Linked DNA regions of Homo sapiens: all the other regions are linked to region 1. Evidence: chromatin loops called from intact Hi-C (ENCODE). Cell type or tissue: B cell. All regions are shown on one strand. Each heading gives the region's core, and the rest is flanking DNA. Links, peaks and the distances in the headings are about the cores only. Region 1 overlaps USP9X (ubiquitin specific peptidase 9 X-linked). Region 2 has its middle 22 kb from the start of LINC02601. Region 3 overlaps USP9X (ubiquitin specific peptidase 9 X-linked).

Region 1 (10,317 bases), core at 991-8,990:
ACAAAAATCTGTTTTTATCCTAACAAGAAGCTGTCTTTTTACTTACCTAATAAGAACTACTTTAAAAAAAAAAAAATCCTAACAAAGATGGGACCTGTGATACAAAACAATATAAAATTTAAGCCATTTTTTACAGAAAATTCGTAACACACATCAAAGTGTCGAAAGTAGTATAATTAACTCCCATGTACATATTACTTAGCTTCAGGAATTATCGCCAGTGAACCAAATTGTTTAATCTGACTATCCTCCCTTGCTTTCCATCACTTCTCCACCCCAGGATTGTTTTTAAGCAAATCCTAGATATCATGTAATTTCACCTGGAAGTATCTTAGCAATCACTTCAAAAATATAGGGGGCTCTTCCTTTTAAACATAACCACAGTATTATCATAGCTAAAACAATTATATGTGATATTACCATAAATATCAACATTCTGATCTCCACAATTGAAAACTAAGCCATTTCTAAAGAAGAAAATCTTTATCCCTGAAGTTTTACCTTCTATCAGTAACTTAGTAAAACAATCATTTATGATGTTTATAAAACTTTACTTAGAATTAAATGCATAGTTTGATCTCTCATAAATAAGTATCAAATTCTGGCATGTCTTGAGAATTTTTTGTGACATGGATCAAGAATGCCACCAAGGCAGAAACCGAGTCAGAATAAGCTCAGAACTTGGGTTTAAGCCCAAGGTGGGAAGGGAAACAAGCAACAAGATAAACCAATTATATCTCTTATTACAATCTGTGTCTTTATATATCTACCAGGCACAAGTTAATAAGAGATTCATATGGAGTTTTTGTTAGGTTTAAAATAAATGAAAGTCAAGCAAGATTTAAGTGGGCAGGGAGAAACTACCCTCAGATTATCAGCTGTCAGCGAAAAGTATTTGCACTTTTAATACAAACATCATAAAGAAAACCTCTGAAATAAGGCACTTTGAACATTGAGTCAACCTTGAACTCTACACTTAAAATACTAATTAGTTTTACTTTAAAAATTGCTATCTACTATTATAAAAGGATTTTTAAAAAGTCTGTATTACCTGTGTCATGGGATTCACACCTTCTACACCTGGCTGACAAGCTTCTGCCACAGCTCGAACATGACCATAGCCAATGGCAGTTAGCAAAAGCTTGGCTATTTTAAGAGCATTGAGGTAGGCACCCCTTCGAGTTTCCATATCTGCATTCGGTAGGAAGTTATTTCTGGTTAGCATACTCAGTACAAGGGGTAGGCCACCACTTTTCAAGAAGTGAAACTGAAAATCAGAGGAATCATCAGCCAGAGGTGCACCAGCAGGCATTAACAAGGCATAGACTACCTGGAAAAATAGAGAAGAGGGGGAGAGGGCTGTATTAAAAGATTTAAAAAAAAAATAACTTCTATTTGTACTATTGTCAGTGCCAAGAAACTCTTGACCATCTCACTATTATTTATTTCAAATTAATATTTCATTTCAAAACTACTTCATTACAATTTTACCCAAATCATTCACCTTACCATATGAAAGGTCAAATTTAAAGAACACAGAATAAATTTAAAAGGAAAAACAAAGAAAACAACAACAACAAAAAACCCCAAAAACTAACCTCTGTTAGATATAGCACTTGTGAGGCTGAAGGACCAAAGAAAAGTGAGTCAAGAGATGGACTAAGGCTGCTTTCTCCAAGTTTGGCATGGTCTAAACAAATAGCTCTTAATTTTTCTATCGTTGTGCTATCTGGAGGAAAAAAAGAGACAGTGTGAAAATGTAATTCATGTGTTCATACATATTTAACTTTTGATATCTTGAAGACCATACTAATATGGAATAACAATCCACTCAGTTGGGCTATAGGCTCAAACTTCCTAAGACATGACAAGACCTGGAATGATTAAAAAAGAAAAAAAAAATAAACAAAAACAAAAACAAAAAACAGGGCTCTTTAATCAGTTACTCTCAATACAAAGCATCTGCTACTCAGGGACCTCAAATCAAGATACTCTCCTCTCAGCCACTGGAGATGGAAAAAAATACATTTCAAAAGGAAGTAGTTCTGACTGAAAATAACAAGAAAAAAATTATAAACTCTTCCCTCTAACCTCTTTATTGTTTGCCCCCTGACACTATATATTAACTGGCTTGCTTCACTGAAAGGAATGTAGTGATATCCAAGAAAATGAACCCTAAAAAGCAAACATCGAAAAAGGGTAAGTGCCTATGTACATTCACCTCAAAGCAAGCAGAGCTTTTGTCCTTTTGTCATAATATTAAAACATAATTTTAAATTACGGTGAAAAGACACAGTGGGGGAAAAATAAGATAATCCCAAAATACAATTAAGCATTAGCTACCAAATATTCCAACTTTATTAATAGTCAATCAACCTTGGAAAGTATTTTGATGATCTAAGGTAACTGCCCTATGATTAAAAAAATACCTTGATAATTTTTTTTTTTTTTTTTAAGTAAAAGCTTCTTTTAAAGAAAAGAAAAATAGGTCTGGGCGCAGTGGCTCACGCCTGTAATCCCAGCACTCTGGGAAGCTGAGGCAGGCAGATCACCTGAGGTCAGGTGTTCGAGACCAGCCTGACCAACATGATGAAACCCCATCTCTACTAAAAATACAAAAACCAGCCGGGCGTGGTGGCATGCGCCTGTAATCCCAGCTATTCGGGACGCTGAGGCAGGAGAATTGCTTTAACCTGGGAGGCGGACGTTGCAGTGAGCCAAGGTTGCGCCACTGCACTCCAGCCTGGGCAACAAGAGCGAAACTCCATCTCCAGAAAAAAAAAAAAAAACTATGATTTTCTTTGGGTAAATGAATTTTTACAGGCCTAGAAATAGCAGCCATTATCTTACAAATTTTTCAGTTTGTGTTGAAACTGTCACTTCTCTCTACTCTGAAGGCATAGCGACATATAATGTAACCAATTAAAATAGTTTTTATAATAAAATATTTATAAATATCTTCTCGTGTCATTGAATATTCATCTATATCATTTTATCTGATTATTAAAATGACAATATTATTTTACCAGTTTAATTCCTATTATTGGGCATTTAGGTTTTTACCTCCCCTCACCTTTTTAAACATCAAAGATCCTAGCAGCTGAATTTTTATAATTTTCACCATGCAAAACCCTGCAAGCATAAAGAAGTTGAACATAATGCCCAAAGACTTGACATACATTGTCAAATTACTCCCTAAAAGCAACCCAATTCATATGCTTAACCACTGTATCTCATAGTATCTTGCTTGGCTTAAAAATATTCTGAGTGAAGGATGGAGGCAAAGGGGAGTAGGAGGAAAAAAAAAAAAAGAAGAGCTCAAGAAAAGGAAGTGGTGGATATTTTTTTTTCTTCTTTGAGACAGGGTCTCACTCTGTCACCCAGGCTGAAGTGCAGTGGCGTGAGGACTGCAGCCTCAACCTCCCTGGGCTGAGGTGATCCTCCCATCTCAGCCTTCTGAGTAGTTGGGAACCACAGGCATGTGCCACCATGCCCAGCTAATTTTTGCATATTTTTTTGTAGAGACAGAGTTATGCCATGTTGCCCAGGCTGATCTCAAACTCCAGGGGCTCAAGCAATCCTCCCACCTTGGCTTCCTGAAGTGCTGGGATTACCAGCGTGACCCGGTCAGAAGTAGTGAATTCTAAGCAAATCATTTAATGGTCTTGAATTATAGTTTACTCATTTGAGAGATCTGAATCAAAGTTAACACTCAGTGGCCATTCCAGCTCTCATATTCATCCCTGATTATATCATGTTACATTTTATAAAAAATGGAAGCCAGAAAAATTTAAGCCAGTCATAATCTTGTCATCCAGAGTTTATGACGATTTTGGTTTCTTTCTAGCCTTTTGAAAAGATACCTAAGCTTTGGGAAGCCAAGATGGGAGGATCACTGGAGCCCAGGTCAAAACCAGCCTGCGTAACACAGCAAGACCCCCATCACTACAAAAAAATTTTCAAAATAAGCCAGGTGTGGGCCGGGCGCAGTGGCTCATGCCTGTAATCCCAGCACTCAGGGAGGCGGAGGTGGGCGGATCACTTGAGGTCAGGAGTTCAAGACTAGCCTGACCAACATGGTGAAACCCCATCTCTACAAAAAATACAAAAATTAGCTGGGCGTGGTGGCGTCCATCTGTAATCCCAGCTACTCGGGAGGCTGAGGCAGGAGAATCACTTGAACCCAGAAGGCACAGGCTGCAGTAAGCAGAGACTGCGCCACTGCATTGCAGCCTGGGCGACAGTGTGAGACTCTGTATCTCAAAAAAAAAAAAAAAAAAAAAAAAAAAAAGTCAGGTGTGGTGGTGTGTACCTGTAGTCCTAGCTACTCTTAGGCAGGAGCCTCACTTGAGGCCAGGAGTTTGAGGTTACAGTGAGCTAGGATCATGCTGCTGCACTCTAGCCTGGGACACAGAGTAAGGCCCTCTCTCTTTAAAAAAAAAAAAAAAAAAAAAGAAATGAGAAATAGCATTTAAGCTATGTGTCCCAGGTGAATTAACAATCTCTCTGTGCTTCAGTTTCTCCGTCTTTAAAATACAGATAAAATTAATAATTTCCTTATAGGTATGTTGTGTGGTTTATCAGTGCTAAGAGCTTACAACAGACTTTTACAAAAGATGGTATTACATATAGAGAGGACTGCAGAAGTTTTAAGTTTAACAGCAAATCATAACATGGGCACTTGGCTTCAGGCAAAGATTCAGAATGAAAAGAAGTGTAACATTTGGGTGATCATTTAGCATTTGTGCACTCTTGGATGTATTTTAAATGGAGGGGAAAGAGAGAATCATTAGCTTTTTTCCTAGTCATTAACTATACCTTATAGAGATGATGTGTGGTTTAAGTTGAGTTTATCAGTGCTAAGAGCTTACAACAGACTTTTACAAAAGATTGTATTACCACGTTTTAGACACAAACTCTTAAATAAGAAAGGAAGCAGGAGCTCTAAGAAAAGGAAGTGACAGAGAGTGGTTTAATGTTTAATGAATACTAAGTGCCAGTCCCTAGGCTAGGGGTTTTCCATACATTGTTTCATTTAATCCCTGCAATTACACAAAAAAGTTATCATTATCCCAGTTCTAAGGATAAGGAAGCTCTAATAAACTATGAAACTTATGTTTAACGCCATAGAGTAGCAATTAGAAGCAGGATTGGAACTCAAGTCCATTTGAGTCCAAAGCCTATGATTTTCTGCTGCAATACAACCATTACCAGCTTTTTCAAAAGCTGGCTGTTTCAAATTTAGGTATTCTAGTTTCATTATATAAAACATGAAGAAAGCACCCACTTCAAGTTTCTTGCCTTAACTGTCTGACAAGAGCTCATGCTCGCCATCTGGTGGCATTAAGCGCCAATCACAAGATCAAGGATTCAGTGGTGGGTTTGTGTTTTTACAGTATGTTGTGAAGGTTGAATCTGCAGTAAAGCACTGCAAGGACTATTACTGAAATACTAACAAATGAAACTATGTAAATTCTAAACGATGTAACAGACAAGAATGAAATATATCTTTTGAGAGAAGCCTTAGCTAAGAATCTAATGTGAAATGCTTCTGTCCCATAATAATTGCAAAGCAAGATGAGAAGCCCAACAAGGTGTTTAATTTAGAAAATGGAGGTAATAAAAGCAGAAGACAGCTTTAAAAATTATGTCAACTAAATATGGTGTACTGCACTATATTTATCAGTACTTCATCCCCAAACCCCACTAAAATGAGAATGAATGAATATAAAAATACATAAACTCAAAAGAACATAAAAACAGAAGGGGAAGCAACACATTAAACAGCTGTCAACAAATTACTGACGGTGTAGTGAAGATGGGGATAGATAGTTGGTTTAGCTGAAGTTGTGAAGTTGGTTTAGTTGTTGTGAAGGCAAGGAGAAGAGGGTGCCTATAAATTAATGCCCCACTAAATCTGAGAAAAGCCAAGGGTATGAAAACAACAAACACTTGGGAAGGCACAAATGATTCGAAGGCCTAAAGACAGAGGCTGAAGACTGATTAAGAAGCCTTTCCAACTCCCTCAGGTTTCAGATTTCTCATTGCTGTAGAGATACAAATACGGAATGGAAGATGACTAGGAAGCTGGACTGGTACAAGCGTGAACCTGTGTTAGTTAACTGCAGGATACAAAAATCAATATACAAAACTAAGTAGTGTTTCCATTTGCCAATAGCAAACTATCTGAAAGAGAAATCAAGAAAGTTATCTCACAATAGCTACAAAAATATAAGATGCCTAGGAATAAATTTAAGCAAGGAGGAGAAAGATCACTACAAAAAAAACTGATGAAAGAACGAACACAGGACACAAATAAATGGAAAAATATTCTATGTTCATGGGTTGGAAGAACAAATATTGTTAAAATGTCCATATTACCCAAAGCAATCTACAGATTGATGCAATCTCTATTAAAATACCAATTATATTCTTCACAGAAATAGAAAAAACATCCTTTGAGGTGAATCTGCAAGGTAAAACAAAAAAATACAAAAAACACTCCTAAAATTCATATGGAACTACAAAAGACTCCAAATAGCCGAATCAATCTTGAGTAAGAAGAACAAAGCTGAAGGCATCAGCTACTTGACTTCAAAATTTACTATAGAGCAATAGTAACCAAAACAGCATGGTATTGACACAAAAATAGACACAGATCAATTGAACAGAATAGAGAACCCAGAAATAAATCCACATAATCAGAAACAACTGATTTTCAACAAAGGTGCCAAGAACACACATTGGGGGAAAAGGCAATCTCTTGAATAAAAATGGTGTTGCAAAAACAGAATATACATATGCAGAAAAATGAAACTAAACCCCTATTATTCATCATATGTAAAAATAAACTCAAGATGGGTTAAAAACTTAAATGTAAGACCAGAAACTATAAAACTACTAGAAGAAAACACAAGGGAAATGTTTCATGTCATTAGTGTGGGCAAGGACTTTTTGGCTAAGACTTCAAAAGCACAGGCAACAAACACAAAAACAGACAAACGAAATTACATTAAACTAAAAAGCTTCTACCCAACAAAGGAAATAAGACCACAAAAAGACAAATCTACAGAATTGGAGAAAATATTTGCAAACTATGCATCTGACAAGGGGTTAATATCCAGAATATATAAGGAACTCAACAGCAAAAAATCCGATTTTTAAAATGGGCAAAAGACTTGAATAGATATTTCTCAAAAGAAGACATCCAAATGGCCAACATGTACATGAAAGCACACTCAACATAACTAATCATTAAGGAAATGCAAATCCAAACCACAATGAGGTATCACCTTACCACAATTAGAATGAAATAAGGATGACTTGGCAGGGGCACTGTGGTTCACACCTGTAATCCTAGCACTTTGGTAGGCCGAGGTGGGTGGATCACCTGAGGTCAAGCGTTCGAGACCAGCCTGGCCAACATGGTGAAACCTCGTCTCTACTAAAAATATAATAATTAGCCGGGCATGAGGGCAGGTGCCTGTAATCACAGCTATTCGGGAGGCTGAGGCAGGAGAATCACCTGAACCCAGGAGGCAGAGGGTGCAGTGAGCCGAAATCACGCCACTGCACTACTCCAGCATGGGCAACAGAGCAAAATCTCCGTCTCAAAAAAAAAAAAAAAAAAAAAAAAAAAAAAGATTTAAACCTCGGATTTTGATTTCTAAATACCCTTCCTTCTAAAAACTCTGGAATGGCAGATTCCAGAGCTGGGGCAGAGGAAATACTATAGATAAGCTTGAAACATCTTCTCATACCAGAAAATAATAAAGTACAATAAAGTACCTTAAAAAAATTGAGGTTGTATGTCTGGGTCTAACCTATAGGGGCTTCCACTGACCATATCTAGGACAATTGAGCATCAAAATAAATAACCATTACAATGGTTATAACCCAATGAATAAAATAAACCCATAAGAGTGATCATATATGACAAATATAAAGGCGAGAAAACAAAGCACTACCTTATAGAATGTCAACTAATAAATGTAGAAAGGATGACAAAATTAAAACAAAATTACCATTTTGCAACCATCATAGTAAAAACATTTAGGCAACAATCACAATAGATGATAAAACAAATGTTTGATGAGGAAAAAGATAGTTACGAAGTCTCAAAGCATCTCTCTACACAAAGCATCTCTCTCCTTTAGAGGAGAAACCTGGCAGCTATCAACTAAGTGATCTGGGTTAATGTCACCAAAGACACAGTGACATGTGTCTCTCAATGTGATGCTCTTAGACACATCAACATACAAGTAGTACTCTGTCAAATGTACAACCTCCATATAATCATCAGAACAGATAAGACCCAATGAGAGATATTCAGCGCAACTGACATGTGCCATTCAAAAACAAAGTCACAAAAGACAAAGACTGAGGAACTATTCCAGATTAAAGACAACTGAAAGAGATACCGAATAATTATGCAATGTATGAACCTGGATTTAGATCCTCAACCAGAAAACATTGTTATAAAGTCCAATACTGAGGAAAGTGTCAAAATATGAAAATGGTCTGCAGATTAGATGATATTACTGTATATGCTAAATTTTTTTTATTTTGAATAATACTATGTTAATGTAAGTGAGAACATTCTTGTTTTTAGAAGACATATACTAAGCTATTTAGGAAGAAAAAGATGATTGTCTACAACTTGTTCTCCAAATGTTAGGAAACTTTTGCCATCACTACGGCAAACTGTTAATTACTGAATTTGGGAGCCAACTGTATTCTTTGTAAACAGTTTGAAATTATTTTAATATAAAAAGCTAGTTAAAAAACTCAAGGACAGTAAAAGATGATGCTGGAAAAAGAAGAAAACATAATATCCATCAGTAATAGCCTAGAGAGAAATAATTACAGTCTGTTATGCTATAGCACGTTTCTATAACCCCAATTAGCTCACAATCAATTGGCAAATATAATGATGTCAGTATAATGCAGAAGGTGAGTTTGTTCATGTGTGATTTCTTCCAGGCAACAGTAGCCAGAACAACAGAACTGTTAATCTTCAACAAAAAAATTAAAATGAGCAAAGCAAAAAGCCCCCTCAGCTGGGTAGATGTGTAAGCAGAAGCCTGTTTCTTTTTAAAGGAAAATTTAAAGTGAATACTTGCATCAAGGGCTCATCTTGTGAGATACAATCCTAAACTAGACTTTCATGGACCTTGGCAGGTTCTACTTCCCCCTGTGCCTATCTTAATGGTAGCCCATCTATCTCAGAGCTCCACTCTTTTGCACTGTATCTCAGCAATGTCAAGTCAGCATTTCCTCTGTACTGGTTTTGTGTCTTTTTACTATCTCCTGAGGAAGCCTTCAGCCACACTGAAGTACCTGCCTGGACTGTCCAAATTATCTCTGAGGATACTAATTATCATTTTATGAGTGCTCTAATTAAACTATGTGCAAGTTTTAAAGGTAGTCCTATGTTGGGAATTACAGACCATGAAGGAGGAGGAGGGAGCCCAATAAGTGGGTAGAGCTCAGCATAAAGATTCAACTCAAGCAGAGCGAGGAGTGTCCCTGGGGTAGAGACCCAACATTCAGAGACAAGAGTCCTTCTGCGTTCAAAGAAAGGGTGGGGGGTCTGGAGATAACTGATTAAATAGGAAAATAAGTGAGAGGATAACAGAAGCCAGGTTTTTCATTGTCAGAAAAGAGAGTTTGGCCAGGCATGGTGGCTCACGCCTGTAATCCCAGCTACTGGGAGGCTGAGGCAGGAGAATCCCTTGAACCAGGGAGGCGGAGGTTGCAGTAAGCCGAGATTGCGCCACTGCACTCCAGCCTGGGTGACAGGGCGAGACTCTGTCTCAAAAAAAAAAAAAATTACAAATATAGAAAGGGAGAAAACTAGAATGAAACTGTGATAGGCTGGGATGGGAGGAAGTCGTGTGACCCCATGGTTTTGTAAAAACTTACACACATATATATATTCATGTGTGTGTGTGTATATATATAGTAATAGACTTAAATGTGGATACACATACACACATTCCTTAGCTCTAACTGCTTAGAGAGCCAGGGAGCAACAATACATCGATAGCAATGAGTGCAATAAATGTCCAGATCTTGGTTTCTAAACACCATTCTCCAGGAAAATAAATCAAACAGGCCTCCTTGGAGAAACAGCCAATTTCAGGACTGGGGCAGAGAGGGTACAGGATGTTAATCTGGAACTTTTTTAAATTTTTTTTTTTTTGAGACAGCGTCTTGTTCTGTTGCCCAGGCTGGAGTACAGTGGCTTGATCATATAGCTCAATGCAGTCTCCATCTCCCAGGCTCAAGTGATCCTCCCACCTCAGCCTCCCAAGT
Region 2 (10,317 bases), core at 674-8,673, 74 kb before region 1:
AGAGCCTAACCCTCTTGAATTCTAGTTTCTCAATTGGAGAGCTCGAAGGAGACTGGTTGCTAATGGTTTGAGGGAAATTTTATTTTTTCGAGACGGTGTCTCGCTCTGTCACCCAGGCTGGAATGCAGTGACTCGATCTCCGCTCACTGCAACCTCTGCCTCCCGGGTTCAAGCAATTCTCCTGCCTCGGCCTCCCGAGTAGCTGGGATTACAGGCGTCCACCACCACGCCCGGCTAATTTTTTGTATTTTTAGTAGAGACGGGGTTCAAACTCCTGATCTCAAGTGTTCCGCCCACCTCGGCCTCCCAATCTGGCGGTGGCTCATGATTACCGGCGTGGGCCACCGCGTCCAGCCTGGGGGAAACTTTTAAAGATGGCAGTTACCAACAATGACACTGAAGAAGCTAGGACTTCTTGGAGGTCAAGGTTCCAGCCTTCCTGGTTCTTGGACATTAGAATCTAGTATGAAGGAGATGCGGTGAGTCAGAGTGTACAGAGCTGCGGACTTCCAGTCTGATGGTGGTGGGGATGGGGAACGGGGGCCAAGCTGGCCTTCCCAGCCTCGGACCTCCCAGATCCTGTGTGCCGCAGAAGCCAGCCTGCAGCAATGCCCCCCACCAGGCTGGGGCGCCCACTGTCCCCTGCCTTGTCATGCGTGCCAAGATGAATGCTAAATGTGGAGATTCTTCCTCAGTGCTGGATTTCGCGCCTTCTGGCATTCAATACTAGCCTAGTTTTTAATAAAGAAGAAACAACACTATTTTGGTGCTGTAAACCTATTTTTCACCATCTGGCGTACCCGTATGCCTCTTATATTTCTTCTTCTAGGTCAGCAAAAATCCCATCATGGGACCAGAGCCTCCCTACCAAGGAGGATGTTATCATAGATTTCAGGGGACGAGGTACCCCTCTTCAGGTTGCATCCACTTAACTTTGAGTAACAGACTTCTAAAAAACCTGTTTCTATAAATGTCAGTAAAACAAAATGAACGTTTAGCTCATGGAAATTAACATAAAAATGAAAGTTTGATTTTTTTTTCGCATAACAGATGATGACAATCTTAAAATACCCGACAGACGAAAGAGGAAGGAAAACCACCCCTTCTGTCTGAGAGAATTATGCGATAATGGCCCAAAGCGGTCCTCTGCAATTTTTTGGGGGGTGACACTAAAGGAACAGAAGGTACTGGGGGAACCAATGGGAAAAATAGTTTAATTAGTAAAGTTAACTTAATTAGCAAAAATAATTCTCTTTGGAGCAAGCTTTGAATAAATCTGTGATAATTTGGTGATTCTATGAATTTTCTGGAATATGTGTACATGTGTGCATTGGGGTGCATGCACATGTGCGATCATGCATGTGCACGTGTGTGCATGCATGCATGGGGGTGGACCCAGGTTTTGTGGTCCCTAAAGATTATACAATTTTGGGAAGCCCTTTAAAAAAAAGAACACAGGCCAGGCACAGTGGTTCACGCCTGTAATCTCAGCACTTTGGGAGGCCGAGGCAGGAGGATTGCTTGAGCCCAGGAGTTCAAGACCAGCCTGGGCAACATAGGAAGATTTCGTCTTTATTTAAAAGAAAAAAAAAATTTTAATAAAAATGTTTTAAAAACCACAAAATGTGAATGCAAAATTAGGTAGGAAAGGGATGCCTATTTAGAATTAGAAAGAAAACGCAATTCACAATGTTTTCAAAGCTGAGAAATACCTCAAATTTCATATAATTCAGAAAACTAACAAAGTTTTGTTAACTGCTTAACAAACCTCAATGGCCCTTTTTCCCCCTGTAATTTTTGACTGCATACTCTTTGATCACCTTTTCGTGTGGCCGCAACTTTATAATATTTTCTAGGGAGAGGATAGAAAGATAATTCAGTTTTTGGCTGGGCGTGGTGGCTCACGCCTGTAATCCCAGCACTTTGGGAGGCCGAGGCAGGTGGATCACCTGAGGTCAGGAGTTTGAGACCAGCCTAGCCAACATGGTGAAACCCCATCTCTACTAATAATACGAAAATTAGCCGGGCATAGGAGGTGGCGCATATCTGTAGTCCCAGCTACTCGGGAGGCTGAGGCAGGAGAATCGCTTGAATCCAGGAGGCGGAGGTTGCAGTGAGCTGAGACAGTGCCACTGCCCTCCAGCCTGGGTGACGGAGCCAGACTCCGTCTCAAAAAAAAAAAATAAATAAATAAATAAAGATAGTTAGATCGTTCAGTTTTTGTTCTAACATGGTTGATAGAAATTTGGTTTTCATTACTGATAGTTTAGAAAAATGTCAGCTTTACATTTTCATAATTAATAATTCTGTGCACATTTTTAGGATTGTTGTCAAATTTGGGAAAACCTCTATCAAGTTTCTTTCATATAAAAGCGGTAAGTTTTCAGGGTATATCAAGGTTTCATGTTCAGGAACTAACCTTAAATACTCTAAATTGGCAATACTCATGGACCAATTTGACCTCCAATTCTTGCTGTAGAGGTCTAGTCTATTATGAGATTTATGTTATCTTTATCAATGACAGTATTTTAGTCAAATCTGCACAAAATGTAAATGTTTTCCTGCTGTGTTCATGTATTTCACTTATTTTATTAAGTAGATTATTTAATAATCTAAGAGCCCATATATTACCTCTATTCAAAATTTATCTCTTCCTCTTTTGGTATGATCTGAAAAAATATTTTGGTACAATTTACTTCTCAGATGTCAGAATAGTTTCTATAGGTTATATATAGAAATATTTGAAAAATATTTTCATCATATAGTGAGTTTGCAATTATATTACTGCATTATTGAATATATATATATTTTTTTTTTTCTTTTTTTCTTCTTCTTCTTCTTTGAGACTGGGTCTCACTCACTCTGTCACCCAGGTTGGAGTGCAGTGGTGCAATCATGGCTCACTGCAGACTTGACTTCCTGGGCTCAAGTGATCCTCCCACCTCAGCCTCCCCAGTAGCCAGGACTACAGGTATGCGCCGCCACACCTGGCTGATTTTTTAATTTTTTTTTTTAGGGATAGGGTCTTCCTACATTGCCCAGGCTGGTCTCAAACTCCTAAGCTCAAGAGATCCTCCTGCCTCATCCTCCCAAAGTGCTGGGATTACACGCGTAAGCCACCACGCATAGCCTGATTATATTCTTAAGAGGAAAAACTTTCATTTTGATCTGCTTACAAGTTTTCATGTTTGATGGTTGGAAGAATTTTCCATGGATTAACGTCTGGCTCTGTACATTCCAAACCTTGCTGCTCCTCCACCAGCCCAGTCCCAGCTGCTATAGTGCATAGTATCATGAGGCCAGGTGGGCAGGTCAAATCATTCCTGGAAGTCATTCCTACCCCAGGATGGCCAATAATAACTATATGTGAAAACATATGTGAAAACTATATGTGAAAACTATATGTGAAAACATATGTGAAAACTATATGTGAAAACATATGTGAAAACTCTATGTGAAACGTATCCCATTTTAAAGGCCCCGAAGAGTCTTCTGCAAATGAGGGGCTCTGAGGGTTAAGCTTCATGAGTTCTGTGTATGTATGAGTGTGTGAGAGGGTTTTTTGTTTGTTTTTTGAGAGAGTCTCACTCTGTTGCCCAGGCTGGAGGGCAGTGGCATGATCTTGGCTCATTGCAGCCCCCGCCTCCTGGGCTCAAGGGATTCTTCTGCCTCAGGCTCCCAAGTACCTGGGATTACAGGCACTCGCCACCGCACCTGGCTAAGTTTGTATTTTTAATAGAGACCGGTTTTACCATGTTGGCTAGGCTGGTCTCAAACTCCTGGCTTCAAGTGATCCGCCCACCTCAGCCTCCCAAAGTGCTGGGATTACAGAAATGAGATTTTTTTTTTTTTTTTTTTTTTTTTTGAGACAGAGGTTCGCTCTTGTTGCCCAGGCTGGAGCGCAATGGCACGATCTCGGCTCGCCGCAACCTCTGCCTCCCGGGTTCAAGCGATTCTCCTGCCTCAGCCTCCGAGTAGCTGGGATTACAGGCATGCACCACCACGCCCGGCTAATTTTTGTATTTTTTAGTAGAGACGGGCTTTCTCCATGTTAATCAGGCTGGTCTCGAACTCCCGACCTCGGGTGATCTGCCCGCCTCGGCCTCCCAAAGTGCTGGGATTACAGGCATGAGCCACAGCGCTCAGCCGGATTGTTTTCTTTTTAAAAAAAGGGGGCAGGGCCAGGCACGGTCGTCACGCCTGTAATCCCAGCACTTTGGGAGGCTGAAGCGGGTGGATCACCTGAGGTTGGGAGTTTGAGACCAGCCTGACCAACATGATGAAACCCCGTCTCTACTAAAAATACAAAATTAGCCGGATGTGGTGGCACGTGCCTGTAATCCCAGCTACTCGGGAGGCTGAGGCAGGAGAGTCGCTTGAACCCAGGAGGCAGAGGTTGCGGTGAGCTGAGATCGCACCATTGTACTCCAGCCTGGGCAACAGGAGTGAAATCCCATCTAAAAATAAATAAATAAATAAATAAATAAATAACAGGGGCAGCAGGGCACGGTGGCTCATGCCTGTAATCCCAACACTTTGGAAAGCCGAGGTGGGCAGATCACCTGAGGTCAGGAGTTTGAGACCATGGTGAAACCCCATCTCTACCAAACATGGTGAAACCCCATCTCTAGTAAAACTACAAAAAATTAGCCAGGCATGGTGGCACGCGCCTGTAATCCCAGCTACTCGGGAGGCTGAGGCAGGAGAATCTCTTGAACCCTGGAGGTGGAGGTCGCAGTGAGCCAAGATCACGCCACTGCACTTTAGCCTAGGCAACAAGAGCGAAACCCCATCTCAAAAAAAAAAAAAAAAAAAGCTTAAAAAAAGCTAAGAAATACAAAATTTAGCCAGCATGGTGGCGCACGCCTGTAATCCCCGCTACTCGGGAGGCTGAGGCAGGAGAATCGCTTGATCCCAGCAGTGGAGGTTGTGGTGAGCCGAGATCGCGCCACTGCCCTCCAGCCTGGGCTACAGAGATTCCATCTAAAACAAAAAACAAAAAACAAACAAACAAAAAAATAGGAGCCAACAGAATACCAAAGGGCCCAGTACAGAGAGCTTGGATCTGTGCCTCCGCATGAGTCCCGACTCCCTGTGACCTTGAACAGATCTCTTACTTCGAGGCTTGTCCACCTTGGTTCCTCCCACCCGAACCCACCCTGCCCAGACAGCCTCATGGGCCATGTCACCCCGCGGCCTCTAGAGGGCAGCATATCCTCACTTCGGAAGACCCGGCTGCAGTCCCGGCGCAAGGGCAGCGGCACCGGCTTGGTTGCTAAGGGGGCTTCGGAGTCTCGCTGCCGTCCTCGCTCGGGGGACTGTCGGCGCTTTGCGCAGTCGTGCTCCACGCGAGAGGACGCCGCCAGCAAGAAATATGTCAACAAGCCTAGCCTCGCGCAGGTGCCGCTTAGTTCCTAACGGATGCGCGTGATAGAACCGGGGCAGAGAGAGCGCCGCCTCCCTAGTGAAGTTCAAGTTCGCAGGACGGTTTTCATTCCCCACGACCCCCACGGGTCAAGGTCCTCTTGACTTTGGGTCTGGGCACCTAAGGGAAGTAGGAAAGAGCTTGCAGGCCTGGCAGCTGTGGCCTAGGTAATATGACCACGGCGCTGGCAGTGCCACTGACTTCACACAGAAACACACCATGGGGACCCGGGACTCAGGGCCCTGGCCCCTGCAGAGGTATGTCAGAAGCCTTCCCTACCATCACGCCTCCCCCCGGGGACTTTGCCACCTCTCAGGCTCCTGGAGCACAGGACACTCCTCTTGATTTCGGGTGTCTGGCACCTGCTGGACAGGGGTGTTCATCAGCTGACGCGGGGATGCTTGTGACCAGGCGGGACCGGGAGCCCGGGTGGGCACACCACCTAGACAACAAGGCACAGCGCCTTGGCCAGCTGCTGCACCCCAAGCACCTATCCTGGGGGGCCTGTGCAGGATCTGATGAGGTCTGAAGAGCCCCCAATTTGGGGGTCGGGTTATGCACGGGGAGGGGACTCACTCTCCCATGGGACCTCCTCAGAAGGTGGCTGCCTTCCACCAGGGAGCAGTGGGCATAGCTAATGTTTTCAATTTTATCTTTGATCGCTGGAACTCAGGGGCAGGAGGAAGCTGAGAGTGTCCAGGGCTCCCCTCCCACTGTTTGTGGGTAAAGGGGTGTGGTGAGGAGGCAGAAAGGAAGGATCTAGGTGAGAAAAGCACTCTGATGAAATTGACTATTGTCAGCCCTTGTCAGCTGTGGTGTGCCAGGCAGAGGGTGTGTGTGCACGTCCCTGGAGCAACGTGCAGGGGAAGGCACATGTTTTTTTAAAAATTTGAGGCGGCTGGGCGTGGTGGCTCATGCCTGTAATCCCAGCACTTTGGGAGGCCAAGGCAGGTGGATCACTTGAGGTCAGAAGTTCGAGACCAGCCTGGCCAACATGGTGAAATCCCATCTCTACTAAAAATACAAAGATTAGCCGGACATGGTGGCAGCGCCTTTAATCCCAGCTACTTGAGAGGCTGAGGCAGGAGAATCACTTGAACCTGGGAGGTGGAGGTTGCAGTGAGCCAAGATCGCACCACTGCACTCCAGCCTGGGCAACAGAGCGAGACTCCATCTCAAAAAACAAACAAACAAACAAACAAAAACATTTATTGAGGCTGGGCTCAGTGGCTCATGCATGTAATCCCAGCACTTTAGGAGGCTGAGGCAGGAGGATAGCTTGAAGCCAGGAATTCAAGACCAGCCTGGGCAACATAGAGAGAACCTATCTCTACCAAAAAATAAAAAATAAATTTTTTTTAAATTAAAAATTTATTGTGTAGAGTGTAGGACGCTTGCCAGAGACTGGGAAAGGTAGTGGGAGTGGGTGCGGATTGTTAATGGGTACAAAAAAATAGAATAGCATCTAGTATTTACAGAATAAATAAGATCTAGTATTTGATAGCACAACAGGGTGACTATAGTCAATAATAATTTAATTGTACACACTTATGATCCCAGCACTTTGGGAAGCCAAGGCAGGCGAATCAGATTGCTTGAGCTCAGGAGATTGAGACCAGCCTGGGCAACATGGTAAAACCCTGTCTCTACAAAAAATACAAAAAAATTTAGCAGGGCATAGTGGCGCACATCTGTAATCCCAGCTACTCGGGAGGCTGAGATGGGAGGATTGCTTGAGGCCCAGGGGCAGAGGTTGCAATGAACTGAGATTGCACTACCACTGCACTCCAGCCTGGGTGACAGAACGAGATCCTGTCTCAAAAAAAAAATTTTTTTTTAATTTATTGTGGTAAAATACATATATAATTAACCATGTTCACCATTAAAAGTTTTTTCTTTCTTTCTTTCTTTTTTTTGAGATGGAGTCTTGCTCTGTTGCCCAGGCTGGAGTGAAGTGGTGCCATCTCGGCTCACTACAACCTCTGCCTCCCGGGCTCTAGTGATTCTCCTGCCTCAGCCTCCTGAGTAACTGGGACTACAGGCACACGCCACCACACTCGGCTAAGTTTTTGTATTTTTAGTAGAGATGGGGTTTCGCCATGTTGGCCAAGCTGGTCTCGAACTCCTGACCTCAAGCAATCCACCCACCTCGGCCTCGGAAAGTGCTGGGATTACAGGTGTGAGCCAGCTCACCGGCCAAAAGTTTTTTTTATTGTGGTAAAATATACATACCATAAAATTTACCATTGTAACCATTTTAAGGTGTGCAATTTGTAGCATTTAGTGCATTCATAATCTTGTGCAACTATCATCACTATCTAGTTCCAGAACATTTTCCTTTCTCCAAAAAAAAAGAAACCCCTGCCCATTAGCAGTCACTTCCCCTTCTCCCCTCTCTCAGCCCCTGGCAGCCACTAATCTGCTTTCCATCTCTATGGATTTGCCTATTCTGGATGTTTTATATCAATAGAATCGTGCGACCATGGCCTCCTGTATCTGGCTTCTTTCACTCAGCCTGTTTTCAAAGTTCATCCATGTTGCAGCACGCGTCAGCGCTTCCTTCCTTTTCATTGCTGAGTCATATTCCATTGTATGGATAGGCCCCATTCTGTTTACCCGTTCATCTGTTCATGGATGCCTGGGCTGTTTCCACCTGTTGGCAACTGTGAAGGACGCACGCGCGCCTTTGCAGCTGTGTCTGGCCCTCATCTGCAGGCCCCTCTGGGTCTAGCACCCTCTGCCAGCTGGGCTGTGAGCAGTTGTTCTGGGCCTGCATACCTTCCCTCACCCTTTTACTCCCTTGTGAGTCTGGGCACATGGACCTTTTTCTGGTCCAAGAGAGATGGTCCACGTGCCTGCACCAGAAAAGGGTCCACATGCCCGGACTCACCAGGTGTTGCCTCAAATCAAGGGTCCACTTGGAGTTATTTTGTTGCCTCTCAGGGGCCAGGCCCTTTAAAACTTGGATGCTAGAAGCAGCCCCTTTTCCTCTACTTTCTGCTAATACATCCCCAAGGCAAAGAACAAGACTGGCCTGGCTGCCGCCATGATGAGAGGATGGACAAGGCAAAGACAGTAGGAAATGCTGGGCAGTGGAAGGGCGTGGGGAAGCAAATGTGATCCTGCATATTTTCTTTTTTTTTTTTCTTTTGAGACAGAGTTTTACTCTGTCTCCCAGGCTGAAGTACAGTGGCGCAATCTTGGCTCACTGCAACCTCCACCTCCCGGGTTCAAGCGATTCTCCTGCTTCAGCCTCCCGAGTAGCTGGGATTACAAGCGGCCACCACCATGCCCGGCTAATTTTTGTATTTTTAGTAGAGACAGGATTTCACCATGTTGGCCAGGCTGGTCTCGAACTCCTGACCTCAAGTGATCCACCTGCCTCGGCCTCCCAAAGTGCTGGGATTATAGGCCTGAGCCACCACGCCCGGCCAATTTTGCATATTTTCATCCTCACTTACTCTCTTGCCATGACAATTGAGTGGAGGGTGGGACAGTGTGGGACATGGAGGCCACGGCCCAGGACAGTGGGTAGGGGAGATGATGAGGGGCCACCTTTCCTCCCAGCACGGCCAGTCTACCCAGGCCAGGGCAGGAAGCAAGAGGAGGGGAGACCATGTGAGGGCAGGGGAGTGTCTGTGGAGGCCCTGCCTGGACAAGCAGACCAAGGAGGTCCTTCTTTGCCAAGAGAGATGGGCAAATTGTGATGGCCAGTTCTGGAAAAGGCAGTCCCTGGGCCCTGAGGAGAAGAGAATCTCTCCCCAAATCCACATGCAGGGAATGAACCCTCCCTGGGCACTCAGATCAGTGAACAGCTTGTATCAGTGTAAGGTACATGAGTTGGTATATTTACTCCTTGGATTTTAATGGCCAGGGATTCTTTGACTTGTCAAGTCCTTTAGCTACAGAAAATAAACACATGTCTGTCCTCTCTGCTCCACCCTGTCGTTTGCTGACCCTACGTTTGCTGTGTCAGTGAACACTAGGGGCCCCATTCCAGCTTGCCTCATTTGGAATCCAACATTTACTGAGATGCCATAGATGAGCTGCTCTCAGATATCTCAAATTTCACAAACTGATACACTTTTTCAAAAAACAGGACCTGGCCCGGCGCGGTGGCTCATGCCTGTAATCCTAGCACTTTGGGAGACCAAGGTGGGTGGATCACCTGAGGTCAGGAGTTCGAGACCAGCCTGACCAACATGGAGAAACCCCATCTCTACTAAAAATACAAAAATTAGCTGGGTGTGGTGGCATGTGCCTGTAGTCCCTGCTACTCCTTGGGAGGCTGAGACAGGAGAATGGCTTGAACCCGGGAGGCAGAGGTTGCAGTGAGCTGAGATTGCGCCACTGCACTGCAGCCTGTGCAACAGAGTGAGACGCTGAATCAAAATCAAAAACAAAGAAACAAACAAAAAAAGGAACCAATTTGGTTTGCCAACTTTTTGTTGTGCCAAGTTAGGGAATTAAAAAACAAACAGGCCGGGCGCGGTGGCTCACGCCTGTAATCCCAGCACTTGGGGATGCCAAGGCGGGCAGATCACCAGGTCAGGAGTTCGAGACCAGCCTGACCAACATGGTGAAACCCTGTCTCTACTAAAAATACAAAAATTAGCCAGGTGTGGTGGCACGCGCCTGCAATCCCAGCTGCTCGGGAGGCTGAGGCAGGAGAATCGCTTGAACCTGGGAGGCAGAGGTTGCAGTGAGCCAAGATCTCGCTGCTGCACTCCAGCCTGGGCAACAGAGGGAGACTCTGTCTCAAAACAAACAAACAAACAAACAAACCACAACTATCACCGTCATTTCATATAAGGAAAGACATTTGAATTTCAAAAGAGTCCAAGGAGGCCAGGCGTGGTGGCTTACGTCTGTAATCCCAGCACTTTGGGAGG
Region 3 (10,317 bases), core at 2,318-10,317, 56 kb before region 1:
CAACGGTCTGTAAGAAAGCTGGCTTTTCTTATAAAAAAGACACTGAGTACATCCAGAAAACCCCAGCAAGGATATGCCTGACACTAGGATTTCTCCAAACTATTTACTTTAGACCTGATTAATGATTGTGCACCTGGAGTGATGAGTTTTCCAGAGGTCAAGTTGGACTCAATCACCCATATTCAAATCAAGAGAGCAACTGGGAGAGAACACAATTTAAGGCAAAGTGTACTTCACACGTGTAGAACCTGTGCCTCAGTTGTGATGGCCACCCTCACCTCCTTTTTTTTTTTTTTTTTGAGACGGAGTCTCGCTCTGTCGCCCAGGCTGGAGTGCAGTGGCGTGATCTTGGCTCACTGCAAGCTCCGCCTCCCGGGTTCACGCCATTCTCCTGCTTCAGCCTCCCATGTAGCTAGGACTACAGGTGCCCGCCACCACGCTCGGCTAATTTTTTGTATTTTTAGTAGAGACGGAGTTTCACCGTGTTAGCAAGGATGGTCTAGATCTCCTGACCTTGTGATCTGCCCGCCTCAGCCTCCCAAAGTGCTGGGATTACAGGCGTGAGCCACCGCGCCCGGCCACCTCCTTTCTTTACATTGTTTCTTCAGTCCCATAACATCTTTGCAGCATTATTATTCCTGAGTGATTATGACAGCACAATTAAGTTTTTTTTTTTTTTTTTTTGAGACGGAGTCTCTGTCACCCAGGCTGGAGTGCAGTGGCATGATCTTAGCTCACTGCAGCCTCTGCCTTCCGGGTTCAAGTGATTCTCCTGCCTCGGCCTCTTAAGTAGCTGGGATTACAAGTGCATGCCACCACGCCTGGCTAATTTTTGTATTTTTAGTAGAGACAGAGTTTTACCATGTTGGCCAGGCTGGTCTCGAACTCTTGACCTCAGGTGACCCGCCCACCTTGGCCTTCCAAAGTACTGAGATTCCAGGCCTGAGCCACCACACCCGGCCTAAAATTAACTTCTGATGAAGAGAAAGTTTATTGTAACAAAGACAAGAGTTTTTGAAATGCAGATGAGAAAAATTCCTGTCTTGGAGACTTGACAAGTGGCTACAAGTAGGCACAGTCTAAATTCAGCCCATTTGCGAAAGTTATAAAGGAGATGCATTTTTAATCAAAGTCACCACGGTAGGGTTTCATATGAATAAACAAGCTTTTATTTTCTAATGGAGGAAAACATTTGGAGTGGAGACCAGACTTGAGAAGAACCGTACACAGACTGCTTTCTTAGAACTAGGCATTGCCCCTCTGGGCCAGAACACAGAGCTCACACGCCCACTTCTTGTTTGGTGCTGTACCGAAGTCACCACTGGGGCCTGCGACATCCACATTTTTTTTTTTTTTTTTTTTGAGATGGAGTTTCGCTCTTGTTGCCCAGGCTGGAGAGCGAGGGCGCGATCTCAGCTCACTGCAACCTCCGCCTCCCAGGTTCAAGCAATTCTCCTGCCTCAGCCTGCCAAGTAGCTGGGATTACAGGAATGCGCCACCATGCCCGGCTAATTTTTTGTATTTTTAGTAGACACGGGGTTTCTCCATGTTGGTCAGGCTGGTCTCGAACTCCCGACCTCAGGTGATCCACCCGCCTCAGCCTCCCAAAGTGCTGGGATTACAGGCGTGAGCCACCGCGCCCGGCTGACATCCACATTTTAAAGCTGCTAAAGGATTTGGATGGATTGGTGCTGAGTCAGGGTACAACCTGCTATCACTTGAAAATATGGGCTGCTATTTTATTTTCTTCCTGGGACCCGTGTGTTTTGTACAGCACATTAGCACATTTTCTTTTCATTCAAAGTAGTGGTTATAACACTTGATCTCAGCCACTGGAAATGTGTTAGTATAAATCTTCAATGTACTTATTTTCAAATGAGGTTCAAATCAGAGCTACAAAAAAATAAAAGGCGTATTTCAGTTTTCAAAGTTGTAATCCCACATCGAATTTGTAACAAAAGCTGCTCCTCAACAGGAGTTCACGCTAAACGCATTGCAAAGAACTACTGTGGGGTGAAAAAAACTACTGCAATTGATGTACAGCATAATTTAAAATATGGGATATTATTTTAGGCAACTGTATTTTCTTTTAATCTAGACACAAAATGTAACACTGTATTTCAGCTACGGTACATCTGTAAACAAATTCGGAATAAAAAAACAAACAAACCTTACTTGACTTTTCCCCCATTCACTAGTCAAATTTAGAAGGCCAAGTTTTTGTTTTGTTTTGTTTTGTTTTGTTTTTGAGATGGAGTTTTGCTCTTGTTGCCCAGGCTGGAGTGCAATGGCGTGATCTTGGCTCATTGCAACTTCCACCTCCCGGGTTCAAGCGATTCTCCTGCCTCAGCCTCCCAAGTAGCTGGGATTACAGGTGCCTGCCACCATGCCCGGCTAATTTTTGTATTTTTTAGTAGAGATGGGGTTTCACCATGTTGGCCAGGCTGGTTACAATCTCCTGACTTCCAGTGATCCGCCTGCCTCGGCCTCCCAAAGTGTTGGAATCACAGGCGTGAGCCACTGCGCCAGGCCAGAAGGCCACGTTTTAACAACTGTTTTCAAACCAACCTAATGCCAAACTTCAGAATTTAGTAGGAGATTCAGGTATGACGTTATATATGCTTTCTTTTAGTTCTAGCCTTAAATCTTAAGTTAATTCTTGACTTTAAATTTGTACAGTTAAACCAGCTTCCCTAAAAGTAATTCCTCTTTTTTGTTTACAGCTCTAAGCTGCTTTTGTGATGAGTATTGCCCATTGCACTTCAGCATAGCGGAACAGCAGTTAAAAGCCTAAATGTGGATTGCATATTGATAAATTATTACTCCTCAAAAGCACCTGATAATATAAGTGTCACTCTTGGTTACTTTATCATCCTTTTCTAGAGACAAAAACACAGAATGAGAGGGACATCCTGTAGCCATTTCTTTTTTTTTCTTTTTTTCTTTTTTTGAGACAGAGTTTCGCTCTCATTGCCCAGGCTGGAGTGCAATGGCTCACTGCAACCTCCGCCTCCCGGGTTCAAGCGATTCTCCTGCTTCAGCCTCCCGAGTAGCTGGGATTGCAGGCATGCACCACCACACCCGGCTAATTTTGTATTTTTAGTAGAGATGGGGTTTCTCCATGTTAGTCAGGCTGGTCTCGAACTCCTGACCTCAGGTAATCCGCCCGCCTCGGCCTCCCAAAGTGCTGGGATTACAGGCGTGAGCCACCGTGCCCGGCCAATGTGAGATGCCCCTCCCCTTGAACATGGGTGGGGTTTATGGACTTTCTTCCTTTTTTTTTTTTTCTTTTGAGATGGAACTTTGCTCTTGTTGCCCAGGCTGAAGTGCAACGGCGCCATCTCGGCCCACTGCAACCTCCGCCTCCCCGGTTCAAGCAATTCTCCTGCCTCAGCCTCCAGAGTAACTGGGATTAGAGGTGCCCGCCACCATGCCCGGCTAATTATTTTTGTATTTTTAGTAGAGACCCGGTTTCACCATGTTGATCAGGCTGGTCTAGAACTCCTGATCTCAGGTGATCCACCCGCCTCGGCCTCCCAAAGTGTTGGGATTATAGACGTGAGCCACCGCGCCAGGCCTGCTAATATCAGTGTCTAACGCTGTGCTGATAAGTGCTAAACAACAACCCAACATCCAGTTTATCTAGCACTTAACGTTACTAAGTTATTAAACCAAGCTTCAGTGGCCATTAGTAAGGCAAACCTGCTACCATTTTAGTGCAAGTCTGAATTTTTGTTTTTTGTTTTTCTGTTAGATAAAAATTCTGATCTTGGATTGGGTGCAGTGGCTCACGCCTCTAATCGCAGCACTTTGAGAGGATAAGGTGGGCAGATCACCTGAGGTCAGGAGTTCGAGACCAGCCTGGCCAACATGGCGAAACCCTGTCTCTACTAAAAATACAAAAATTAGCCGGGCATGGTGGCACACGCCTGTAATCCCAGCTACTCGGGAGGCTGAGGCAGGAGAATCTCTTGAACCCAGGATGTGGAGGTTGCAGTGCGCTGAGATCACGCCACTGCACTCCAGCCTGGGCGACAGAGCGAGGCTCCGTCTCAAAAAACAAATAATAAAATAAAATGAAAACTAAAAAATCCAATCTTGGAGCAATAGAAAAGGCTAACTACAACCTAAGAGCTTATTTAAAACCAACTTAGCCGGGCGCGGTGGCTCACGCCTGTAATCCCAGCACTTTGGGAGGCCGAGGTGGGCAGATCACAAGGTCGGGAGATCGAGACCATCCTGGCTAACACAGTGAAACCCCCCGTCTCTACTAAAAACACAAAAACATTAGCTGGGCACGTTGGCGGGTGCCCGTAGTCCCAGCTACTCGGGAGGCTGAGGCAGGAGAATGGCGTGACCCTGGGAGGTGGAGCTTGCACTGAGCCGAGATTGCGCCACTGCTGACAGAGCTAGACTTTGTCTCAAAAACAAAACAAAACAAAACAAAAACCCAACTTAATGGTACTAACTTACCAAATTTAAGCAGTCCCATCTAGGTTTCTGACTGATTTTAAACACAGCCTGAAAAAGTTGTTTCCTTAATCACCCAGCAGAAAACACTAGTTTACATCAAGAAATAAGGGCCACATCCTAAACATATAGACACCTGAGGAAAATGGATTCTGAAGGACTTTCCCTCAACATACCATGTGCCCTAAATGTTGACTCATTTCCTTGACATCCTGCAAATGCTTCCTCTTGTTAACAGCTATCGTGCAGGCAGTAGTTGGTGGGTCAGAAGGGAATGCAATTCTGAACCTCCATGAAGCATATCCTTTCTTCTCTCTGGTCCCAGCAGCATGGGAATTAAGACCCAGCCAAAATCATCCTTACTTCTGAACTCCAAAGGTGTACCAATGTTTTAATGGGTGGGGGAAGAATTAGATGAGAACATAAGATAATTAATGGCAAGTGATTTAAGAGACACAGCAGCAACACTGTTAAGAATACATTTCTATTCCTGATGCAACTGAATTGCTAAAAAGGACTCCATGGAAAAAAATGTTCCAATACCCAAAGTACCTATTTGGAATATTTTGTTTTTTAAACACATCTATAGGGTTGAATATAAATAGAAAATGAACACAATTCTTACTATCTTGCAAGGTGGCCCCCACTTGCTTACCTTTGAGGAGTTTGGCTAGTGCTGGGAAGGCTACAGAAGCCAGTTTCTTTTTTTTTTGAGAGTTTCACTCCGTCGCCCAGGCTACAGTGCAGTGGCCCCATCTCGGCTCACTGCAACCTCTGCCTCTGGTTCAAGTTACTCTCGTGCCTCAGCCTCCTGAGTAGCTGGGATTACAGGCGTGCGCCACCACACCCAGCTAATTTTTGTATTTTTAGTAGAGACAGGGTTTCACAATGTTGGCCAGGCTGGTCTCGAACTCCCGACCTCAGGTGATCCACCCGCTTCGGCCTTTCCAACTGGTGGGATTACAGGCGTGAGCCACCACGCCTGGCCTCTATACTCATTTTCTAACATAGGGAGTGCTTTGACAGGCAGAGACTAGTCCAGGGCAGCTGAACCATACTGGCAGAGCAAGAAAGTCCACTTGGTGTCTTAACTATAATGCATGTGAAAACCAGAAGCTACGACACAAAACTATCTCAAGAAGACCGCTTACACAGGGCACTTCATTAATAATTCGGTGACTCCTCAAAGGTTCAGTTCCATCAAGCCATTTCTTCATAAACTTGTAAATTGGCCAGCTTTGTTAGCAATTACACATAAAAATAGGGTTTCTAAGTTCCACTAATGGAAAAAAAAGCAATGTGAGAAAAGCCCACTACAAAAACCTATTTCCAGATGTGAAAAGACGTTTGTCATGACAAGGATTACTACCAGATGGGATACCCCACGTTTTAATATCCATGAAAGTCAGTGATTTTGCTTGCTGAGGCGCCTTGTAACCAATGGCATCTTGGATTTGTTGAAATGCAGTATATTGTCTAATGTTAATGGATCAGAATGAGACTTGTTTTCTCAGATGGCTAAAATGATTCCTATTTTACTCTTGAGTTTTGACCATTTAAATAGAATGACCTTAAAATAATCAACCTTTATTTAAATGGCTCTGAAACGTGTTCTATTTAGGAAAGTTTTTTGGTGTAATTTAAGAAATTTCTCTTGAGATTTTACCTCCCTAAAGTTACTGAAACGTTTTATGTAACCCCAACTTTAGTAAGAGTATCTAAACTTTCAGGTACAGATAAAAATAAAGATGTCAACTTTTTGCCTATCTCTAAGTTACCAGATTACAAGAAACAATTCAAAATATTGGTGGTGATGTAGATTTTCAGTTAGATGTACTCATGTAGCTAAAAATACTTAAAATACAGTCTAATCCAACTGGAGGGAGTTTTCCAAATTGCAGAAAAGTTAAATATTAGTTTTCTATTTAAAAAAATCAGTGAAATTAAATCCAGTGAAAATCTGAGATTTGTCTTTTAGCAGTTCTTGAAGTAACCCAACTTTAGGAAAGCACCTCCAGGTTTCTGAGGAAATCTTAATTTCCCTGGGACATGACAACAAAGAGCTATTTCTAGACACTAAAAAACAGCAGATGGAACTTGCTAGAGAGTTAACTTTCACTTCTGTGGCTCCCCTCAAAACATGTGGTCTGCTTTATTTCCAGTTTAAGAGAACTGAAACACCACAGTTTGCTGAATCTTAGTTTTAACTCTAAAGTCTGCAATTAGATCACAACTCATTTCTTTGAGGTCCTTAGGTGTGAATCCACTTTGGATATACACAATGATGGCTGAATTCCTCATAAACATTTCCCTTTAAAAAATTCCCTTCAGCTCTATTACACATCTACCTTGTTTAGAAATCTTGTATTAATAAATAAAGGGAAAACCGAAATTGAATTTATAAAGTTTTATTTTTGTATATGTGCTAAATCTTAGGAACTGTGAACAATCTTCATGTCAGTCTGTTGGCTTGTAAAAGGCTAAGAAGTGCATGACTTGGGTGGTGAAATTTCCTTTTAGGAATCTGAATCTCTAAATAAATTTTCACACATTTGCAGTTTTAAAATGTGGTGCACCTTGCCCCCGCTTCTCTTACACCTATAAATTTGGAGGGAAAGTGCTAAATTTCTGCAAACGTCAAGTAATTGTTATAAATACAATCAGCAGCAAATTCTCAATACACTTAGCACTTCTGTAGTGTTTTATCACACTCAAAAACCTTATTTGCAAAAACTGAACACTCACATATATGTAGGACCAATTCTGGTTGAGTCCTACTATGAAACCAATACTGTTTTTTTTTTCTTGGTAACACAAAAACTGGGGTGTAGGGGAGTGTTTTCCTTTATCGGCAGTATGTAGTACCTTCAAACTAGAGACCAAAACTGGGCACTTACAATGAAAAGGCAATTTTCTTATCCAGCTATAATCCTAAATAAGGCAGGATATATCCACCAAATTACCCACAAAATTCAGCAAAGTAAAATAGCTCATGGGAAAACATAAGCTGGAAAAATACTAATAAAAAAACTGAATTACTTCGAAGTAGTCATCTGAATATTCACAGACTTGTTTTCATTTACAAATGTAAGTCAAAAAAGTCTCCTCATCTTTCTAACCACTACGAGGATTAAGGATTTAAGTTATTCACTAAGTTAATCATGAAAAAAATAGAAAACATTTTAATTCTAAATTTGTATACACAACAGCTAAAAGACACAAGGCTGGGAAATTATCACCAGGAGAAAAATCAATGAAAGAAAAAAAAAACCTAGTATGTTATTTCTGCCTCTACAATGCTAAACATGAAAGTTCAGTTGGTGGAGGGCTTAGAAACAGCAGCAACATGGTTTAACAAGTTGTGCACTGAAATACTTAGATACAATAGGGCAAAAGCCCTTGTTCACATGGTTTTACAACTAAAATATCTTCAGTCTTTATGGTAACACATTCTACTGTCTTCTATAATCGTGTCATTTAGAATTCTGGGGGCTGTTTCTTTCAAAGGAAGACTGGCGATTCCGCAAACATTTAAAATAGGAAATATATGGCTCAAAAAATCAGTTGAGGGAGAACTAAATAATCCTTAGGCACTTTGAAGACTTGAAATTTAAAATGTGCCACTTGTGTTCAGAAAAAGACCTCAAAATCACCATTATGTTGCTCTTGCAACAACATGCATCTTTAAATTTCTGGTTATACATTAATGCTTGAGTTAAATATAGAAAATAATTTGCACAAACAAAAATAACTCCACTTTCCCTTGCTCCTAGTCACAACGAATACCACTCTTCCTCAAATGGAGACAAAAATGACTCACAAGCCCCTCACCTGGCACAAGGGGGCTTGTAACTTCAAAGCAACCAAGGTTGGGCTCTTCCTCCAAGCAGAAAAATTCACAGCCTTTTATATGTCAAGTTTTCTCTCAACTAGGAAGTCGTTAAAGTTTTTAAGTACATTACATATTTTGTTAAGGAGCAGCAGGAAATATATAAATCTCCTCTCAGATGGTGAGATGGTACACCTAACTCATCCAAATAAAGTTAACCTATTTCACTCGTTTAAAGAGCTTGGAATTGAGGAACTTTTAAATTAAAAAAACTATCAACTGGGGCCAGGCGCGGTGGCTCACACCTGCAATCCCAGCACTTTGGGAGGCCGAGGCGGCCAGATCACCTGAGGTCAGGAGTTCAAGACCAGCCTGGCCAACGTGGTGAAACCCTGTCTCTACAAAAATACAAAAATTAGCTGGGCGTGGTGGTGGGCACCTCTAATCCCAGCTACTCGGGAGGCTGAGGCGGAAGAATCGCTTGAACCCAGGAGGCGACGTTGCAGTGAGCCAAGATTGTGCCACTGCACTCCAGCCTGGGTGACAGAGCAAGACTCCATCTCAAAGAAGAAAACAACAAAAAAATAAAAACAAAACAAAAATCAGTTGGAATTGCAAACACCGTGTGTGACTTTCACTCAAAGTATCGGTGTCAAAATGTCCTACAGGAACACCTAGAAGCACAGGTTGACTATACAGTACTACAAATAAGATACCCAAAGCTTTATCTTAAATACCTGCCCCTTTTAATCACAAAATAATGCAATGCTCAATTTTGTTTCTGCTTTGTTCAGTTCCAAGTGTAGCCTTTTGACAAAACATTTCCCTATTAACTGAATTGTAAAAAATACAACCAAGCTTGTGCTCATTAAATATACATGTATATAAAAAACATACAAAAAGTACAAGATTATGTTAGGAAACTTTTACAGTGTCAACATCCTGATTTCTCAAAATCTTCAGTAGAGGGCCAAAGGTCAAATCTTTCTGTGCACAAAAACTTGATGTGACTGAAATCCTGAATCAGTGTCATGCCTAGGCATGCTATGCACAGAATGAATTTTAATATGCAGTCCTCTTTTAAAAAAAAAAAAAAAGGACAAAAAAAGTAACCAAAAAAAAAACCAAAAACACACCACAGGACAAAAAGTTCTTCTTAAATCAAATTCTATTTGTGAATTCAGCAAAATAATTTCTATAAAATAAAACAGCAAAATATTTAAATAGAATAGGGTGGGCTGTATCTGTTTGCAGGGGTATTTGGTTTTTAGACAGGTTCCAAAAAATTACACACATTCAAGTTACCAATTCTCTTTTAAATACAGTATGAACTGAGGATTTCCTTATTTTTAATCAAATGTTTATTCTGAAATTGTAATATCTCAATTATATCAACCAGTAGTTTCTTTTTTAATGAGACCCTGCTTTGAACGTTAAACGTTTTGGAATAATGGAAAAGGAGCTAGGACAATTCTTGCTTTCAAGTAAAATTGTGACTGAGCAGAAAATCAGCCAGCTATCTTGGTGCAGAGAGGTACTCCAAGTACCGTGGGGTTCTGATGACTTCCACGTCACTGGGATCCAACAGAAGGAAAGTTTTAGAAGATTCACCTAATAAACTCTACCAAAGAAACAAAACAAGCACACCAAATACAGTCTTATATTATGCTCCAGCATCTTGGCATAGCAAATTTTTGCATATTTGTTTTAAATCTTTAAAAATTCCCATTACTGATACGTAAGTGTTCTTTATTCCACCCAGAGATTGAACTGTCAAACATTATATATAAGGAACATATGTGCAACTGAAAATAGACTGTCACATTTCTCCCCTTGTTTTATATTTTAATATTCTAGGTGTAAGAAGTAAAAGCTCTGAGTAATACAGCTGTCACTTCTCGGACAACTGCTGTCATTATGGTAACTTTTTCCTCATTGGCTACACTAACTTGGTGTGAAGCCATGCTAAATGTTACAGCATAACTATAGCTTCAAAGTGATTAACCTAATATCAGAAT

What was found. Peaks named below come from ENCODE experiments on the same cell type or tissue, not always from the same donor. Only the 100,000 strongest peaks of a DNase experiment are listed, where the experiment ranks them.
Region 2: a loop joins it to region 1, with 17 times the contacts of the local background. A loop is called at or near these places in 42 of 110 quality-filtered maps.
Region 3: a loop joins it to region 1, with 4 times the contacts of the local background. A loop is called at or near these places in 14 of 110 quality-filtered maps.

Annotation. Positions count from the first base shown.
Region 1 is chrX:41,175,410-41,185,726 of GRCh38, reverse strand. USP9X (ubiquitin specific peptidase 9 X-linked) reads right to left here. Exons shown (of 45, transcript NM_001039591.3): 22 at 1,599-1,729; 23 at 1,052-1,330. Among named protein-coding and RNA genes, the nearest start is that of USP9X, 95 kb to the right of the region's middle. In B cell, for the core only: a CTCF peak has its summit at 5,345 (motif pointing left); DNase peaks (open chromatin) are centred at 1,226 and 5,326; H3K4me3 peaks cover 449 bases; H3K27ac peaks cover 3,083 bases.
Region 2 is chrX:41,248,761-41,259,077 of GRCh38, reverse strand. No RefSeq gene overlaps it. Among named protein-coding and RNA genes, the nearest start is that of LINC02601, 22 kb to the left of the region's middle. In B cell, for the core only: a CTCF peak has its summit at 5,201 (motif pointing right); a DNase peak (open chromatin) is centred at 5,237; H3K4me3 peaks cover 1,217 bases.
Region 3 is chrX:41,233,125-41,243,441 of GRCh38, reverse strand. It overlaps USP9X (ubiquitin specific peptidase 9 X-linked), which reads right to left. Exons shown (of 45, transcript NM_001039591.3): 45 at 6,863-10,317. Among named protein-coding and RNA genes, the nearest start is that of LINC02601, 37 kb to the left of the region's middle. In B cell, for the core only: no CTCF peak of the experiment used is centred there; DNase peaks (open chromatin) are centred at 2,761 and 6,601; H3K27ac peaks cover 2,462 bases.